2 separate regions of the Homo sapiens genome follow, and region 1 is linked to region 2. A link is a contact called in ENCODE Hi-C or POLR2A ChIA-PET data. All regions are on one chromosome and are shown on one strand. Each heading gives the region's core, a stretch centred on a gene start or an enhancer-like site at or near the end of the contact. The rest is flanking DNA. Distances are from core to core; before and after follow the strand shown. Region 1 overlaps IGF1R (insulin like growth factor 1 receptor). Region 2 has its middle 99 kb from the start of IGF1R.

Region 1 (7,428 bases), core at 2,038-4,537, 360 kb after region 2:
CAGTATTACTCATAATAGCCTCCCGGGATTCCCCCGACCCCCAGCCCAAAAGAAAGACCCACTGGAAACCATTCAGATGTTCATCAGCAGATGAGTGGATAGAAAGATAAATGGATAAATGAAATGTGGCACAAAGGACAACTGACTACTCAACAATAAAAAGACGTGAAGTATGACACGTGTTACAACATGGGTGAACCTCTAAAACATTAGGCTAAGTGAAAAGAAAAAATCCAGACACAAAAGACTACATATTATATGACTCATTCGTATGTAATTTGCAGAAAAGGCAAAACTATAGAGACAGAAAGCAGACCAGGGATGGCTGCAAGGAAGAGGTGGAGATTGACCACCAATGGGAATGAGGGAACTCTTGGATGATGGAAGTGTTCTGGAACTGAGTAGTGGTGATGGTTGGACAGTTGTGTAAATTTACGGAAGCTCATGGAATGATGGGTGAATTTTTTTTTTTTTTTTTTTTTGAGATGGAGTCTCACTCTGTCACCCAGGCTGCAGTGCAGTGGCGCTGTCTCGGATCACTGCAAGCTCCGCCTCCGGGTTCACACCATTCCCCTGCCTCAGCCTCCCGAGTAGCCGGGACTACAGGCGCTCACCACCACGCCCGACTAATTTTTTTGTATTTTTAGTAGAGACGGGGTTTCACCATGTTAGCCAGTATGGTCTCGATCATCTGACCTCGTGATCTGCCTGCCTCGGCCTCTGAAAGTGCTGGGATTACAGGTGTGAGCCACCGTGCCTGGCCTGATGGGTGAATATTTGATAGGCAGGTTATACTTCAGAAGTAAAGCTATTTTTAAGAAACACCTAAACAAAGAGGAAACATTGTCTGAATATCTGTATGGTGCCTGGTTCCACCTAGATAGACATATCCACCCTTGCTGAACCCCTAAGGTTGATGTAAATATTGGATTTGGGGGAGAGTGGACATGATATAAACCAGCCTGTTTGCAGATGGATTGGTGGGAGCATCTGCAGAAAGGCAAAAAAGGCCAAATACTCTTATCAGTTGCAGATGGCTCTGTTGCTGATGACAGCCTGTGTCCTGGGTTCTGATGCCCCCTAGAGACAGCCGTGAAGAGGCAATTTTCTCCTCGAAGGAAGGAACTGGAATGATTGGTTGTATAATTGCAGAATTGTTTTCAGTATGTCAGCAAGCACTGAAAATGGGGAAACTGTCCCTTCCTACCTCTGTAGGCTGGAGACCTCGGGTTCAGCTCCATTTATCAGGGCACAGGACCTTCCTGTTCTGAGACTTTGTTCCAGGGGACTTTCACACTTCAGAGAATAGCACATGTCATCCTGCACTTTTGTGGGGTGATTAAAAGCTCACGGTATCCTTTTATGTTTAGCCCATCCAATTCTTCCAACTGGCCTCAGCCAGAAAAGCAGGGAAGGCACCCCCAGTTTGCAGCTGAGAGACTCCAGCCTGGGAGAGCTGAATAAATCTTTTGCCCAGAGGGGTTCCTCAGTAAATGCTGGAGATGAGGCTCAGACCTGACCTTTGGATTCCCAGATGGAGTGCTCTGAACCGTGTACCTGGGGCTGTCTTCACCACTCAAATATCGATAGAGATAACATAGAGATGTCCTCAGGAAGATAACCAACTGTTCCCATCCTGTGTGGTCTACAGATTGGGAGATAGGGCCTACCCAAGTGTAGAAATAAACATTTTTTACAACATAGAGAAGGCTGAGAACCAGGATACCAATATCAATAAAATCTGGATATCATAGAGCACATGGAAGCTAAAGAAAAATAAGTAACTGGTCAGGTGTGGTGGCTCACACCTGTAATCCCAGCACTTTGGAAGACCATGGCAAGGCATTGCTTGAGCCCAGGAGTTTGAGACCAGCCAGGGCAACATAGTGAGATACCAGCTGTTAAAAAAAAAAAAGAAAAGAAAAATTAACCAAGCATGGTGGGGCATACCTATGGTCCCAGCTACTTGGGAGGCTGAGGTAGGAGGGTAGCTTGAGCCTGGGAAGTTGAGGCTGCAGTGCTCTGTCATTGCACCACTGCACCCCAACCTGGATTACAGAGTGAGACCCTGTCTCAAGGGGAAAAAAAAAAAAAAACCTAATTTTTAAAAGCATTCTTTGAATGTAAAGGCAGTAAGCTAAGAAACAATTAGGAAATCACATTTACTGAATAATTTACTTAAGTAATCTTTTTCTTCAGGAAACAATGATAACTTTAGCGTATGCATATTTTAAAGATGTGCAGACAGGTCTCTGCCTTTTACCTTCTCTTAATTCTCACCTAATCATGGAAGGAATTTAGCGGGGAGCCTTGCCCCAAGCTGTGGCTCGAAAAACAAGCATGGTATTGACAGGCAGCTCATGAATGGCTTGATTATTATTTTGACAAGGGTTTTATTTTTATTTTTCTTTAGCTTCCACAGGCTCCATAATGCCTGGGTTTTATTGATATTGGTATCCTGGCTCCCAGCCTCTTCAATGATTGTAAAAAATGTTTGTGTTTACTGTAAAAAGATAATCTTGCTTTTCAAAGTGATTAGTCAAATACACAGAATTTCAGTGTGCCTGCCATTCATTTGTCAAATTCCTGGTTTATAATTCATGCTTCCTCCCGTGGGGGAGAAGAATGTTTTGTTCAGAAGGTATTTTTGGTGTGGTTCCGTTCCCTGCTAGTGAAATTAGTTTATGAAAAGAGGCCTGGTTCTGGGTGTAGATGGAAGTTTGGCCTGATTAATTGGTCCTTACCGGCAGCCCAGAGGTTTCTTCATCAACAAGGAGATTTTGTCCTGTAACTAACTCAGGTACCTGGAAGCAGCCCGACATTTGGGGGTGCATCGCTGCAGTCTCCTTTGGAGCTGGAGAAACCTATGAGCAAGAATGGGCTTATGACACATCCATTTCCACTCCATCCCTCCTTCCGTTGTATGACTGCATGGAGCCCCTCTGACCTCCAGCAGTGTCACCTGCAGCCTGGTAGTGAGAAACAGCAGGTATGGATGGGGTCTACCCCCAGCAACAGTAGCGCCAGCTGGGCCATATCCTGGCACTGCTCCCCAGGAAACACACCTTGTGTTGCATTGACCAGATCTGGGATCATTTGGACAATGTCTTATGCTGCTTTTCCAGGATAGCTGTGTGTTCAGGAGGGAGCCCTTACTGAAAGGAAAGAACTGTTGACTTACAAGTTTTTGCTACCGGTTTGGTGGTCACTAATGTGTCCAGAGGCCTGAAGATGGGCGTGTGAGGAGCCTGACTTAGCTTCAGAGGCTCTGTCTTTCGACTCACTTGTGTGCTCACTGCACCCCTGTGCTGGCAGGACTCCAACCTCCACCCCCAGCACTTGTGTGGACAGAGAGCCCAGTGCTCAGGAAAGGGTTGGGCTTCAGGCTTGTGATGCAGATTCCGTGGTGGCTCTGTGACTCCTTCTGGTCGTTCTTAAAGTAGACAGGGAGCTTAGATGTCACCTGTGCATTCCCCTTGTTGTCCTACGAGTGAGTAAACAGGGCTACAGATAGCACTAAGGGATCTGCGCATGGCTGTGCAGCTCATTCATGGCATTTCTGGTCCTGGGTCCCAGTCTCTGAACTCCTTCCTGGTCTGACGTCCCTTTGTGAATGTTCAGGAAAATGTCACAGGGCTGCTTGGCAGCATTGTAACCATAATTTGTGCTTTACTGTAAATGAGAATCAGGCTGAGGATTGACCAGCTGGTTAGAGGTCCTGGTTTGGGTGTAAATGAAGACCCTCACCAGATGCAGAGAGATCCCCAATGGACATAGCCTCCAGGGCAGACGAAGCCTTAGGGGTTCTGTTTTGTCCTGGCTACGCTGGCTCTGCAGGGAGGGCTGGGGTTCTTTCTCCTTTGTGTGTTTATACATTAGATCTGTGAGTGGATCTTAGAAGTCACTCAAAGTACTGCACTGATTCCCAAACTTAGTAAGAAGCAGAGCAGGAAGAGGAGAAGAAGGATTCACGGTCCATGGGGATCAGGCCCATCAGCACAGAGGACTCAGAAGTCAACCCTGGCATTGTCTGCTGCCTTCCTGGGGAAGCCAGAGAGAAAGGCCCACTGCGGGGATCTTTCTCTAGACCTAAGCCGTAGCTGTCTGCTTTCTTGCCTCTCCAGGGATGGACTTGTCCTGCCACCTGGGTAGCCAGATAGAACGGCTTCCTGTGCTGGTTGGATCTGCTACTCGTGTGCACACCCTCTGGGGCAGAAGCCACGTCTGGTTTGGTGGGCTTTGGTCCTCCACCACCTCACTGGAACTCAGCCTCTCCTAGATTGCTGGTTCTCCACGTGTGGTCCAGGGACCACAGCAGGGGTCAGCACCACCTGGGATTTGTGATAAATGCAGATTCTTTGCCCACCCCAGCTGAATCAGAAGCTCTGGGGGTGGGGCCCAGCCCTTTGCAAACAAGCTTTGTGCACACTGAACTTGGAGAACCACTGTGTTGGACTCCGAGTCCTCTTGCCTGGATGAGAGGCCCAAGAGCACTGCATGTTAGTGGCTCTTCCTCCTCCCCCACACCTCCAGGGACTGGAGCTGGGGCTGCTCAGAATGAAAGATGAATGGGGGAGGGAGAAGGCCCAGGGTTGACCCCCCACAAGCTTGTCTCCCTGTCTCATGCTGTCTCCTATCCCATCATGCTGCTGATTGGGCAGGATTTACTTCCATGGATAATGGGAGACTTTAGAGCAAAGTGTACGCTGTTCCGATTGGGTAGCAGAGCATGTCTGTTCTCTCATGGACTGCTTTCAAGCACGTTGTACATACTTGGCTGAGAAAAATAACCAAAGGCATTTCTTGGGAATGATTCTAGTAACATCCTCTGGTACAAGAAGCATTATTTGATGGTAATAGTGGTCATAGAATTAATTAGCATCTTACCGATTTTGATATGTTATCCTTGAATCATGTTGCTGCCATTGTTAACAGCAACTGTCTGTTCTCCTATAGTGTTAATAACTAAATCTCTTATTGGCAAAGGAAATGTATTGTGGAGCAGGTGGCAAAGAGGACCTGTGTTACGTGGCCAGCAGGCTAGAGGGGACTGTGGCCAAGGGCAGGTGCGCTAACATCGATTTCTGTGCTTCTAGGAATTACTCCTTCTACGTCCTCGACAACCAGAACTTGCAGCAACTGTGGGACTGGGACCACCGCAACCTGACCATCAAAGCAGGGAAAATGTACTTTGCTTTCAATCCCAAATTATGTGTTTCCGAAATTTACCGCATGGAGGAAGTGACGGGGACTAAAGGGCGCCAAAGCAAAGGGGACATAAACACCAGGAACAACGGGGAGAGAGCCTCCTGTGAGTGACAGCATCCAAAACACCGTGGGCCCAACCATCATGATAACAGCAGACCCTCCTCCCATGTGTGATGGCAGCTTTCCTCTGCGGCCCCTCCTGGTTTCACATGGGGGACCACTAGACCATCTTAACTAGCACTTTGCTCCTACTTATATGTCATCACAATCAGTAGTGGGCAGATACGTGATGTATTCGTATTTATAAATTCTGTACATCTCTGTGAGTGTGTGAAACACTTATAAGTAGGTTCTCAAACTTTAAAGTGCTGCTTACAGAATGCACAGTTAAATGTCCTTTTATACACAGGTGCACAGTTAGATATTTCTCTTTCTTTTTTCTTTTCTTTTTTTTCTTTTTTTTTCTTTTTTTTTTTTTTTTTTGAGATGGAGTCTCACTCTGTCACCCAGGCTGGGGTGCAGTGGCATGATCTTGGCTCACTGTAACCTCCACCTCGGTTCAAGCGGTTCTCATGCCTCAGCCTCCCGAGCAGCTGAGATTACAGACACCTGCCACCATGCCCAGCTAATTTTTGGATTTTTAGTAGAGACGGGATTTCATCATGTTGGCCAGGCTGGCCTCAAACTCCTGACCTCAAATGATCCACGTGCCTCAGCCTCCCAAAGTGCTGGGATTACAGGCTTGAGCCACCATGCCCTGTCCGATTATTTTTCAGGGAAGAGCCAGTGTGCTTCAGCCCTATGAGCTCTACCCTTCTGCTCCCACAGAAGGGAAGCACAGGCCTGTGGGGTGGAGGGGGCTCTGCCCTAAGCGCAGCCCCTGTGGGCCACGGGTTTCCTGTCCCTTACACTCGGCCGCCTTGTTTCTCCCACCCCAACATGAAAAAGATGGAGTGAGCCTGCAGCCCTGAGTTGATATTGCTTTTTAAATTGAGAACAATATAATTACAGCCTTGTACTGTTTATAAAACTTTAAGGTCTCATATCAGAGATACAGCAGTGCCTTTCTCATCTAACCCTGTGTAGAATACGGCTGTTGAGAATGGCGTGGCTCTCTGGCTGGATAGGGTTATAAAAGTAAATCGTCTTTTCACCTTTGGCTTTTAATAAGGGAAGGGTATTAGAAAAAAAGTAATTTGTATGATGAAGGGTGATTTGTGCGTGTGTGCAGACAGACACACATGCAGGGAGGCAAATCAGAACCGATGCGTGTTTGGCTTTGGCTTGTTTCGCTGGTGTCTGGATTTACCTGGCGACACTTGTTGCTCTGGGGGATCTTAGAGGGAAGCACGCTGACTGACCTAGGGCTGAACAGCAGGCTGACGACCAGCGCCGCCTCCCGCCCCCTGCTCACTCTATCCCTGCAAAGCCCCTGCCTTGCTCCCTGTTCAGATCATAGTAAAATCGGATGTATCCGAGTATTTCAGAGTGCTTGTCTCCTTAGAGTCAGCCAGTCTGACCTGTCAGATCATAATACATAGTAGCCGTTTATTTTCTTTTGAAAGCAAAATCATGGTTTCCTCTCTAAATAACACTTCAGCAGGAACTGTGACATTTCCCAATCTCAGTTGCGCACATTTTGTCCTAAAGACTTCTTAGCTCTTTTACTGTCTTCAGTCCCTCTGCTTCACCTCTTGAGTGTGTAGTGGGATTCAGGCAGATAAGAGGGCGAAAGGACAATTCGTCAGAGAGCTCTGGGTCTCCATGAGGGTGGGCAGTCATCAGTCTTTCCCTGGTCCTTATCGTAGTTTGAATTTGGTCCAAGGAATAAGAGAGACACTTGGCACAGCTTCCCTGCCATACCCGCCAGCCAGGCTACTTCCCATAGAGCACGTTAGGCTTGGCCAAGTGAGATCTTCTTGTCAGTGCTTAATCCAGCCTCCCGTTGTTTGTCAGCCCTAGCTGGAGGCCTCACAGGAGTTCCTGTGTCCTTCCAGTTTGATACCAAGTTTAGACCAAGAAAAGTTCCTTTCTGTGGCACACCTGTAGTCTCTTACCTGTCTTTGGTGGTTGTACACGAACAGGCAGATATCCACAACTGCAGAACAAGTGTCATCGTCTCTCTTAAGAAGTTTCAGGGCAGCCTAAAGGCTCACCTTCACCCTACCAGGCCCCCTTTCATAGCCAGGATCTTAGGGATGGAGAAGAAAGATAAGTTCA
Region 2 (6,921 bases), core at 1,555-4,054:
TTGGGAGGCTGAGGCAGGCAGATCTCTTGATGCCAGGAGTTGGGATATCAGCCTGGGCAACGTGGCGAAACCCTGTCTCTACCAAAAAATACACAAATTAGCTGGGTGTGATGGTGTACGCCTGTAGTCCAGCTACTAGGGAGGCTGAGGTGGGAGAATCACTTGACCTCAGGAGGCGGAGGTTGCAGTGAGCTACAGTGGTGCCACTGTACTCCAGCCTGGATGACAGAGAGAGACCCTGTCTAAAAAAAAAAGGAAGAAAAGCATGAAGAGATTAATCACAGTGCTAAGGACTCCTCTGAGGTCACATCCAGGCTCAGTGGGGCAGAGCACTGAGAAATGAGCCTGTGCTGTCATACGTAGGATGTGGGGAGGCCTGGCTCACCAGCACCTGAGAACCCTGACTTCCATATTATCCATAACGGGGGTACAGGCTAGGGCTTTCCCCCATCAGCACCCAGCAACACACTACCATCTATCCATTCACAGGTGGGAGTCTCCAGGAGGGGAAGCAGGTAAGGCACAGGCAGGGCCCTGCGCAGGTGGAGACTGGTTTTGTGTCTGGGGTTTGTTCCTTCTGGTGGGTTCCTGGTCTCGCTGCCTTCAAGAATGGAACCGCAGACCTTCACAGTGAGTGTCACAGCCCTTACAGATGGCACAGACCCAAACAGTGAGCAGCCGCAAGACTTAATGTGAAGAGCAAAAGAACAGATATCCCACAACATGCAACGGGACCCAAGCAGGTTGCCTCTGCTGGCTGGGGGGTAGCCAGCTTTTATTCCCTTATCTGTCCCCGCCCATGTCCTGCTGATTGGTCCATTTTACAGAGTGCTGATTGGTCCATTTTACAAACCTCTAGCTACAGAGCGCCTATTGGTGCATTTTTACAGAGCACTGATCGGTGCATTTTACAAACCTCTAGCTAGCTACAGAGCGCCCATTGGTGCGTTTTACAATCCTCTTGTAAGATATAAAAGTTCTCCAAGTTGCCACCCGACCCAGAAGTCCGGCTGGCTTCACCTCTCAGTTTCGTGTTCTACTCCAATACCATCTGTACACCTTCATGCGGGGATTAGGGATTTGACAGGTGAATAGGTTACTCAATAGCGTTCAGAGTTCATAAACCAAGACTCTACCTGCTTCCCACAGCCTGCGTTCATGGGAAAGAGGCAAGAAAATAAAACCAGCCTCAGCTATATCGAATCCTTTCCTTCCCCTCCCAAGTCATTAACAAAGACTGACACTGTAGTATTTATCAAAAAATCTTGTTCCCTAAGTGGTGATACAGAATAATTATCTCAGCATGCAATCAGCTCAGCGATCTTCTTCAAAGCAATTTGTGGCAAGGATATGCAGTTTTTAAATAGATTAAATTTTCAAGAGCTTGCCTCTGAAACCTGGTCAGAATGTATTTACAACTCACCTGGTGAGATGATGCGTATCTTAAGCTGGAATTCTCTTTCGTTAGGTCTTGCTTAATTGAATCAAGCAAAGTCATTTTGGGATCGTCCCAAAAGAAACCCTTTTATCTCAAGGCAAATGTGTTTTAACAAGGCCCTAAGGTGAATAAAAGCTAGGTTTCCACTCACCGGAGCTCTCTGCTCCTCCTTTCAAAAGCCTACCACTCTACTTCATTTGTTTTTCTTTTAAGTGAGGAAATTGCTTATGGAGTTAACTGTTGCCAGTGAAAGCAACAAGTTGCCTCTCCCCTCCTCTACTCTTAAGAAACACCTTGTTTCCCTCCCTCTCTTCCTTCCTTCTTTTAAAATAAATAAGTTATGCATAGCTGGAGCGTGCATGCAATGCTCAGGCGTGGTCCTGGTATAGCCAATAGCGTCATATTCAGCCCTGTTTAATTCCCACTGTCTTGGGTCTAGAATTTAGGCTTTTGAGAAATCTTTATTGAATTAATGAAAACTCAAAGACCACGATTCTGCATTCCCCCAAATCCTGAAGTGCAGTAGGAGCCCATGCAGGGCTTGGGACGGGCTTTTTGCCTCAGCAGCCAGGACAGCCTCTGCATCCGTGACCACCTCCCCGCCCCCCTCGCATTCCCCCCCATCCCCTGGTGATATCCTTCTAGCGCAGGCTCGTGCTCTGGAGGCGGGGTGGGGCCGGGATTCTGCAGCTGTAACCAACTCCCCCGCTGGGGGCATGGGGCTGGTCCCTGGGGCGCACAGAGAAGTTGTGACAGATAATTGACGTGATCGGGAGGGGCGTCCAGGCAGACCTCATGTGACTTCTAAAACCAACCCACAAATCTGAAGCGTGGCTTGCGTGGTCAGCCGCCTGCCTGGCACCCGGTGAACAGTTTCTCCCGGACTCTCTGCATCTAGCCCCAAAGAATCTAAGATTCTTTGTCTAGAAAAGTGCCCTGGTCTTCCCTGGCACCCTTCGCGGTGGGTTTCCTTGACTCCGCATAAACTCCCGTTCCAGCCCAAATCAGAGGCGGTCGCAGCAGCCGTTCCTCGTCTCCATCAGCATCCGCGTTGCCATTTCCCCGTCCTGAGCTGTTGCTCATATCAAATGTCACTCGGGGATGACTAAGAGCCGATGTTGATGAGGAGCCTTCAGCGTTACGGTAAAGGAGCTCGTGCAAACTTAGACCCCAGTCATCTGACGGTCACGTGGGCGGGCGTCGCGGCCCAGGCCCCCGCCTCCTCCGTCCTCCGCGATTCGGACATGACACGGTCCTCCGCGAAGGGCAGGCGTTACATAAACCCGGCGAGCTCACACCGTGCGGCGGGGAGCAGCGCGAACGCTCGACCCGGACACCTCCCTTCCAGGTCCCGTTCCGTAGGCGGGGCCGCTCCCGAGGCACAAGGAGGCCTGCGCGGCGCCCGAGGTGTCCGGATCCCAAAACAGGACCCCAGGAGTTTCTCACACTCAGGACTGGCCCCTAGTTGTCAATCCAGAAAAGGCATCCTCCGTCCTAGATCCAGCCTGTATTTCACGGAAAGCGTTTCCTCCCCCATCCCCAAAGCCGGCAGGGGTGGGGCGGAGAGGGGAGGCCCGGGGAGACTGACTCTATTATATAAACTTGTAATTGGCTCCGGTTCCTGCGGCTCGGGCGGCACTGCAGGACGTTTCCAACCAGATGGGTTGTGAGGCCCCGCGGCTTCCTCCTCTTCTTCCCTCCCCCTCCGCGCCCGTCCCCTGGCCAGCCAAGCCCCACCCTTCTGCCTTCCCAAGGCTACCAGAATTTCCCTGTCTTTCCAGTCCTCCCCTGCACAGGAGATGGCACCCAGAAAAGAAATGCATGATGATTTGAAAATGGTATTCCATTGTTAAACGAATGTATTCCCAGTCTGCTAGTCCTGGCTCCAGCTGACTCTTAGAATCAATCACCTCAGTAACTCAAATGTTCCAAGCTGGGAATCAGTCATCTCAGACCGGCATTCTCAAATGAGCTGGGCGTAGGGGGGTTGTCAAAACTCAGAGCGCTGAGCCCGACGCCCAGAATTATGTTCGATCGCTCTAGATTGGGCCCCAGAAATGTGTATTTCTTTCTTTCTTTTTAGAGGCAGGGTCTCCTTCTGTCGCCCAGGCTGGAGTCCAGTGGTGGAGTCATGGCTCACTGCAGCCTCCACCTCCTGGGCTCAAGCCATCCTCCTGCCTCGGCCTCCCTCATTATAGACATGAGCCACCACACCCAGCGAGGAAGGTGCATTTCTACAAGTTATCAAGTGATGCTGATGCTGTGGAATAGTATACACAGGAGCAGGGTGGTGGTTTATATAATTCTCCTTCCATTAAAAAGGTTTGCAAAACAAATTAATAGTGTGAACAGAATGTCAGGAAGACCAGCCTCCTCTCAGGGATTCTCTGGCAGTTTAGAAGTGAGAGGTGACAGCGTGCTGGCAGCCCTCACAGCCCTTGCTCGCTCTCGGCGCCTCCTCGGCCTTGGTGCCCACTCTGGCCACGCTTGAGGAGCCCTTCAGCCCGCCGCTGCACTGTGGGAGCCCCTTTCTGGGCTGGCCAAGGTCAGAGCCGGCTCCCTCAGCTTGCGGGGAGGTTTGGAGGGGGAGGCGCAGGCGGGAACCGGGGCTGCGGGAGGTGCTTGCGGGCCAGCGCGAGTTCTGGGTGGGCGTGGGCTTGGCGGGCCCGCACTCAGAGCGGCCAGCCGGCCCCACCGGCCCCAGGCAGTGAGGGGCTTAGCACATGGGCCAGCAGCTGCTGTGCTCGACTTCTCACCGGGCCTTAGCTGCCTCCCTGCAGGGCAGGGCTCGGGACCTGCAGCCCGCCATGCCTGAGACTCCACCCCGCCTGCCATGGGCTCCTGCATGGCGCGAGCCTCCCCGAAGAGTGCCACCCCCTGCTCCACAGCGCCCAGGCCCATCGACCACCCAACGGCTGAGGAGTACGGGCACACTGCACAGGACTGGCAGGCAGCTCCACCTGCGGCCTCCGTGCAGGATCCACTGGGTAAAGCCAGCTGGGCTCCTGAGTCTGGTGGGGATGGAGAACCTTTATGTCTAGCTAAGGGATTGTAAATACACCAATCAGCACTCTGTATCTAGCTCAAGGTTTGTAAACACACCAATCAGCACCCTGTGTCTAGCTCAGGGTTTGTGAATGCACCAATCAACACTGTATCTAGCTACTCTGGTGGGGACTTGGAGAACCTTTGTGTCCACACTCTGTATCTAGGTAATCTACTGGGGAGGTGGAGAACTTTTGTGTCTAGCTCGGGGATTGTAAATGCACCAATCAGCACCCTGTCAAAATGGACCAATCAGCTCTCTGTCAAAATGGACCAATCAGCTCTCTGTAAAATGGACCAATCGGCTCTCTGTAAAATGGACCAATCAGCAGCATGTGGGTGGGGCAGATAAGAGAAGAAACGCAGGCTGCGCGAGGTAGTAGTGGTAATCAGTGGGGTATGTTTCTAGGGTGTGCAAGGCTTTGGTCTTTCGCTCTTTGCAGTAAGTGTTGTTGCTGCTTTCTGTTTGGGTTCATGCTGCTTTTATGAGATGTAACACCGTGAAGGTGTGCAGCTTCATTCCTGAAGCCAGTGAGACCACAAACCCATCGGGAGAAACGAGCAACTCCAGACATGCCGCCTAAAGAGCTGTAACACTCACCGCGAAGGTCTGCAGCTTCCCTCCTGATGTAACAAGATCACGAACCCACCAGAAGGAAGAAACTCCGAACACATCCGAATATCAGAGGGGACAAACTCTGAACACGCCGCCTTTAAGAACTGTAACAACGGGAGGGTCCGTGGCTTCATTGTTGAAGTCAGACCAAGAACCCACCAATTCCGGACACAGAAGCACACATTTACAAACAACAAACATGTTCATTATAAATTGTAACATCTATACCTGTGCGTGATGAAGCAACTACAGGAAAACCTCCGATTAGTAACCAAGGTTTGCTCACTCCAGCAACTTGAAATTGAGCATTTTATAGCAGCAGGTGACTTCAGAGACTGGCCAAGCAAAAACCTCATCTAATAGGTGAGAAACAAATGATGGGGGCAGCAAGGTCGGTGGATTTGTGTGGTGAACTGGGAAGGCTGACATCCAGGCAAGCAGGTGTAACTCTGGATAGGGTCAGACCCCAGCCTCCACCTCTAGCTAGCTCTGTAACCTTCTTTTCCCCACTTCCCAATCTGTGGAATGGGATTAAAGTCCATCTTGCTGCAATGTTGTGAAAATTATATAGGATGTATAAAAACCACATAATTCAGATCAGACTTCCATATGTGTCATAGTATTGCTATTATTATTAATGGTCAAAGCCACTGTGCTCATTAGCAGGATCCCTCATTTCTCATCCAGATTGATTTTTTTTCCACTGCCCTAATGAGTAGGGAATGTTTCTTTAAAATATATATACTCATGGCACTTAGGGCTCAAGCTTCTCAAGTGAGAAGCATTTGCTCTTAATTAGTCCAAACAGATGCAGTGGGTTGAACTTTGTGGTTGTTTATGAGGCTGATGGAAGTAACAATCAGCCCAAGAACCAGGAGGATTCAAGATGCCACTTTGGAGTTTTTTGTGAAATGCATACCCTGAGTGGTGTGACTCAGTCTCTCCTGGTATTTATTTATGAGACGGAGTCTGCTCTGTTGCCTAGTCTGGAGTGCAGTGGCGCGATCTTGGCTCACCGCAACCTCCGCCTTCTGGATTCAAAGCAGTTCTTCCTGCCTCAGCCTCCCAAGTAGCTGGGATTACAGGCACCCACCACCACACCCGGCTACTTTTTGTAGTTTTAGTAGAGACAGGGTTTCCCCATGTTGGCCAGGCTGGTCTTGAACTACTGACCTCAGGTGATCCGCCCGCCTCGGCCTCTGAAAGTGCTGGGATTACAGGCATGAGCTACCGCGCCTGGCCTCTCCTGGTTTCCAAAACTGGTGTTTTCAAATGTCACAGGCCAGGGACAGATGTTGTATACGTTATTACTGCTGCCCCGAGGGCAAATACTCTGAAAACTAAAGAATCTTTGAAACTTCAGTCTAGAGTTTAATATTGCTCCCTCTGAGCTCCTAAACAGATGATATTAGTGCTGAAACTGCTTTGTCTGTATTTTCAGGAAACAGACTGTTACTCATACCTTTGCAGCCTCTCTCATTAACCCCCCTGAGAGACCTCTGCTGCTGGGAGAGTCCCAGGAGTAAAAGGGATGGGGGAGGAAGGGAAAGCAATGGAAGGATCCGGGTGGGTAAATTGGAAATACAGAACCTCCTGGTGTGGCCCTGAGCACCATCGTGGGTGCTTGAGTACGTGGGTTCGTGGCATTCACATTCCCACAAGAAATGAGATGGTAAATTGCTAATGGCTTCCCAGGGGTTTAGTTCCCTGCTGCTATGCCTTCCATGATTTCATCAGAGTTTAGGCGCATTAAAATATCACAATTTAGGCCCACATGTGCGGCATTCACTCATGTTCCTGACATTGATGCTGAAATCCTGTA

What was found. Hi-C counts contacts between places; a loop is a spot of excess contacts on that map. ChIA-PET counts read pairs that join two places held with the same protein, here RNA polymerase II (POLR2A).
Region 1: a loop to region 2 is called in a map of left cardiac atrium, with 2.2 times the contacts of the local background. The contact joins two enhancer-like sites. A Hi-C loop is called at or near these places in 1 of 168 maps with a recorded cell type or tissue (left cardiac atrium). POLR2A ChIA-PET finds 5 or more read pairs at or near these places in 1 of 52 experiments (activated T-cell).

What each region holds. Positions count from the first base shown.
Region 1 is chr15:98,903,589-98,911,016 of GRCh38, forward strand. It overlaps IGF1R (insulin like growth factor 1 receptor), which reads left to right. Exons shown (of 21, transcript NM_000875.5): 6 at 5,097-5,311. Among named protein-coding and RNA genes, the nearest start is that of PGPEP1L, 100 kb to the right of the region's middle. RefSeq lists an enhancer at 4,278-4,778. Within about 2 kb of position 3,288, at least 8 of the 41 ENCODE cell types and tissues checked have a DNase peak (open chromatin) inside an H3K27ac peak, as active enhancers do.
Region 2 is chr15:98,545,732-98,552,652 of GRCh38, forward strand. No RefSeq gene overlaps it. Among named protein-coding and RNA genes, the nearest start is that of IGF1R, 99 kb to the right of the region's middle. Within about 2 kb of position 2,805, at least 28 of the 41 ENCODE cell types and tissues checked have a DNase peak (open chromatin) inside an H3K27ac peak, as active enhancers do.